Linked DNA regions of Homo sapiens: region 1 is linked to region 2. The links are chromatin loops, found by intact Hi-C in ENCODE. Cell type or tissue: CD14-positive monocyte. All regions are shown on one strand.

Evidence for each region. A loop is a pair of places that touch in the nucleus more often than their neighbours do. Peaks named below come from ENCODE experiments on the same cell type or tissue, not always from the same donor. Only the 100,000 strongest peaks of a DNase experiment are listed, where the experiment ranks them.
Region 1: a loop joins it to region 2, with 8 times the contacts of the local background. A loop is called at or near these places in 2 of 110 quality-filtered maps.

Annotation. Positions count from the first base shown.
Region 1 is chr7:149,841,049-149,843,548 of GRCh38, forward strand. The region is part of intron 1 of ZNF862 (zinc finger protein 862); the gene reads left to right. Among named protein-coding and RNA genes, the nearest start is that of ZNF862, 3.9 kb to the left of the region's middle. In CD14-positive monocyte, no CTCF peak of the experiment used is centred here; no DNase peak of the experiment used is centred here.
Region 2 is chr7:150,362,740-150,365,239 of GRCh38, forward strand. It overlaps REPIN1-AS1 (REPIN1 antisense RNA 1), which reads right to left. Exons shown (of 4, transcript NR_183429.1): 4 at 1-1,438. Among named protein-coding and RNA genes, the nearest start is that of REPIN1, 4.8 kb to the right of the region's middle. RefSeq lists a silencer at 1,392-1,441. In CD14-positive monocyte, no CTCF peak of the experiment used is centred here; a DNase peak (open chromatin) is centred at 1,372; H3K27ac peaks cover 1,327 bases.

The DNA.
Region 1 (2,500 bases), 520 kb before region 2:
ACCCTTCCCAAAGATAGTTGTTTTCTAATATGGGAAATGAGAACTTCATACAAGAATGAAATAAAGTAATTACAAAACCAACTGTCAGTGTAAGATGTGTTGCAAATGAGTGACAAGGAATAGCGGTGCTGTTCTACAACTCCACTCCGAACAGCATTCTTATGGCTCAGAACTGGGAGACTACCTCGTGAGATAGTGGTTTGGTCTATTACTAGACTCTTCCTTGGGTGCTGTTTTGTGGTCTTTATTAACTGACAGCCATCTTGGGCCATTGGATTGATATCCCACATTGAATGTAGGACATCTTGCCTGTCATTGACAGAATAATGGATAAGGGTCAGACTTTTCCCCATCATGTTCTATCCCATGATCCTGTTTTATTTTCTTCCTAACCCTTATCACTAAATAAAATTCTCATGTTCATTTATTTATTTACGTATTTGTTGACTTGACTCTTACATCCCCAGCTAGAACAGTGGAGCAGTTCCTGGCATTTAATAGGGTCTCAGGAAGGAATGCTCATAAAATAGCATCACTACAGGAGCCCTTTTGCTGCAAGGTGTGGGTGCTCTGAAGAACACTGCAGCCCGCCACCTCATGTGCCTCCTAGGAGACTGTGCTGTTGGTGCCCCGAAAGAGAAGTCTATATGTGTACTTGTTGCTGTATGTATTTGTTGCCTCAACGTTTCTGTTTCTTGGCCCTCTCTATCTTTCCTGTACAAGTGACTGATACTCCTTTCTCATTTTTTTCTGAACATGGTTCTATTATTGCACTTATATCTTAGTTGTCTGCCACCTCCTGATAGATTTTAATCTCATATCTTTGAATTACCATGCATCAAGCACATAGAAACACTTAAGTAATAAATGTGTGTTGAATGAAAAAATGAATTAAATGCCTATAAAATACTTTCCATATAGCATGGTTGTGGGGGGAAGGGTGGTGTTGATGAAGGAAGTTATAAAATCAAGCAGCATAGATTTCCTTAACACTGGACTCCAGGGGGGATATAAAGCCTTCCTTGCTCAGGAGAAGGATAAATGCTTGGGCCAGGTGGTTAGGAAATCCTTCCTGAAAGAGAACGTGAATCGCGACTTTATGGGTGGGTAGATTCTAAGTTGGTGGGAGGAAGTGTGCAGTCAGGATCTAAAGACTGGGAATGTAGAGAGAGGAAAGGTGCGAGATAGGCTGGGTGATTAAAATGATATGAATCTGGCTGGAGGAGACATTCCAAGCGAGGCAATGCACAGAGCTAAAGTTAGAAAGTGGGTTAGATTCAGACTGAGGGGACTTTGGTGCTAGACTGAGAAGTCAGACAGCTTTACCTTGTAGAGAGTGACTGGGAACCGCTAAAATAGAACATCGAGAGAGATTCTTTGCATTACACATAGGTGAGGAGCTCCTCTTATTCACGCAGATTTGTGTTTTCTTTACATTGCAGTCACCTGGAATCAGAAGGCTCTTGCTATAATATTGCTTAAGAGAGATACCAGGTGTTAGTGTTATCACTCTTGTTAGGAAGACACTATTATCCAAATGGACAGTCCTAGCCATGTTCCTCCTCAGGTGGAGCTAACGTGATGGGCTCCTTGGCCCTTATGCTCACCTGTGCATGCCCGGGAAGGATGGGCATGAAGAGGGATCCTGGCTGTCCTGAATCACAAGTGTTTTAACCTGCCCCAATCTGGACAGGCTGCCCTCCCGTCCTGGGATACAGCAGTCATCCTGAATCTGCCTTCAGCCTAATCTTGGGGTTGTCTTCAATGCTTCCCCACGTTGGCTGTCCCTAGGTTGTATCTCATGGTGACTCCTGTTTGACCACTTTCTTTGAGTGGAGCTTGTCTTCCAATCGGTTTTTGGAAATATTTCATTTTGCTTTGGAAGCCACTCGAGCAAACAGTTATTTAAATGTACACATTTGGCAGTACAATTCCATTTTTGTTTTTAAAACTGTTCATACATATTCATAGACTAAAGACTGGGAGGTTATATACCAAATGTTAACAGATTCTCAGGAAAGAAGGGTAATGAAAAGTAATTATTTTTCAATAAAGGGAATGTAGGTGATCTTAATACATTTTTTTCTGCTTATTTCTATTGTCCAAATTTTCTGCAGTCAACATGAGAAAAATCTATTATAATAGTGACCGGTAAGAATGATTGATATCATTTTCCTCAAGAAATGTCTACTGTTGAGGTTAAAATCGATATTCCACCTATTTTAAATGGCATGCTGTTATTTCCCAATGTTATTTTTCTTTGGAGTGAGAAGTTTGTTTTTTGTTGATAATTTGATTTATTTCTTTTTAAAATTTCTTTAACTAGGTAATGTTTTCATGGCACAAAACTTAAAATGATAAACATTTCTACTTCTTTTTCTGTTGATTTCTTTTATAACACTTTGTTGCGTGGCTGTGGTACCTTAAACCTCTTTGATGGTGTAGCTTGATGATAGTTTTTTTTAAGTTTTTTTCTCCATGCCTTCCCTCCATTTTCTTA
Region 2 (2,500 bases):
TCAAAGTGGTAGCTTTGAATTCCAGCTTGTATAGCATCTTCAACAAAGAAAAGCCAAGTTTTAGGGAAGCGACAGGACAAAGGAAAAGAACTTTGAGTGTCTAAGGGGAGAACTTGTAGAAAGGTAAGTAACTGGCAGATAAATAGAGTTAGTAAAGCGCCTTCATGTCCATTCCTCTGGTTCCAGCTCCAGGCCCATAAGAGTCTAAAGTTGTCTTCAGTGGTTAACTTTTCCCTGGTCGAGAGAGGGAGCAGACCCCTTTTATCCTTCTAAATCTATATCCTGCATTTAGGCAGTGGAGGGCAGAGAGCTTTCTTCCATTTACTTTTTCACTGCCTTCAAGCTCAACAACCCTTCATCTTTCGGGGCCTCCCCAACTGCGTTCTCTTGGTGCTCTCCAGCTGGGAAGGCTCAAAGGATGGGAAGTGTGTACAGCACGTACCTGTGACTGCTACCAGAGATTTGCCCCTCCTCAGGGTCAGTGAGGGATGTGCTTTCTGCTTCCTCCCCAGACTGCAAACCCCTGGAAATTAGCTGCGTGAGAGTCTTGCATATTTGCCGTAGGGATGCGGCAGGAGGTAACGGAGATGATAGTCAAGGGAAGGTTCATTAGAGCAAATTGATCCTCAGTCTCCTCCAGCTTTCCACAGTCATCCATCCAGAAATTATCAACAAGCGCTTGTTTTTATTTTGTAGTAGGTACCAAACCAAGAGTTATTTCCGTAGTTAAATAAGCGTTAAAAGTCTTCTCAGCACCCTCTCACATTGTGGGAAAACTGCACAGACCACCTCTGCCTGACTCATGATGAGGCCGGGCACCTGGCACAGTGGCAGATGGTGGGCACTGATTAAATATTTGTTGGATGTATGAGCAAGTCCTGTGGGGGGAGCTGGAACTGTATGTCTGCAAGAAGTGGGTGCAGTTTTCCCTCTTCCAGATACAGGGCCACTTCTGAACAATACTTGGGTGTCTTCACAGAGGATTTCTGGAGACACTGTTCCTGTCACCCCCTGGCATGCCAGCCCACTTTGCATCTAATCTGATAATGGGAGCCAGGCACTGTTGGAGGGGAAAATTGATCCTCCCAGGGGCCCTATCAATATTCGCTGTCCAGTGGGCCCCTTCCTGTCCAGCCCTTTCTCCGGCTAGCTTGTCAAAAGCTGAGACCGTCTCCACTGGGCTAGGCCATTGGGCCATTTGGCTGGTTGCTGGGCCATCCTCCAAGACATTTTGAAGGGTGAAGTCTCAAATACCAAGGCCTTAAGCTTCCAGCTGGCATAAAGGCTCAGGAATCCCTTCGCAACTCCTTTGCCACTCATTTTCTTTCTGCAGAGTGAAGGCACAGTCATACTTAGTTTCCTCTGGCGATGCTAAAGAGGAAGTTACAGCAGGTGGTTAACTCCTGACTGGGAGAAGAGACATTTCCTCTAATGGAGGCTGGGGAGAGAGAAAGAAGGTTAGGGCCTTGTTTAATGAAGAACCTTTCTGCTATGAAAGACGGATTACAGACAAGGAGAAGATACTTTGTGAGTCTATGAAGGAATTCTGCTTCGCAGGCTCTTGCAGGAACGTAGGGATCAAGTGGAATTTTAGGAATGGAGAAGCATTAGATGTCCAAACTCACTCGTTAACCCTGGGGGATCCCACGCTTACCCTGTGCCCAGGCCAGCACACATGCAACTTTAGTGGTTAACATTGAGGACACAGGGGCACTGCTTGGGTTCAAATCAGCCACTATCCCGCTGAGTGGCCTTGAGTAAGTTCCTGAACATTTCAGAGTCTCGGTTGTTACATTTGTAAAATAAGGACCAGAAGAGTATTGCATAGGGTTGTTGAGTGGATTAAATGAGATATGTATGTGAGGAGTTTATCACCATGCCTGACACAAAGTAAAGCCTCCCAAAATGTTAACTAATAAATTACTAAGTATTTAGGTAAAAACTGGAGCATCTTCTTATTGTACTGTTGGTAGAAAAATTCATTCTTCCGTAACTACTAAACTTGGCCTATATTCCACAATATGCTATAACCATATTTTCAGAACCCCCAAACTATATGATATGACAAAGACTTTTTTCATATTTGTGAATTTTATTTTATAAAGTATAAAAGTTGGGCTGGGTGCGGTAGCTCACACCTGTAATCCCAGCACTTTGGGAGGCCAAGGTGGGCCGATCACCTGAGGTCAGGAGTTCAGGAGTTCAAGACTAGCCTGGCTAACATGGCAAAACCCCATCTCTACTAAAAATACAAAAATTAGCCAGGTGTAGTGGTGCGTGCCTGTAATCCCAGCTACTAGGGAGGCTGAGGCAGGAGAATCACTTGAACCTGGGAGGCGGAGGTTGCACTGAGCTGATATTGCACCATTGCACTCCAACCTGGGTGACAGAGCTAGACACTGTCTCAAAAAAAAAAAAAAAGTATAAAAGTTAAGTAGTTAATGTACAGATTAGTCAACTTGACTGGGACAGGTAAAATAAGACCTGAATGAATGGAGTG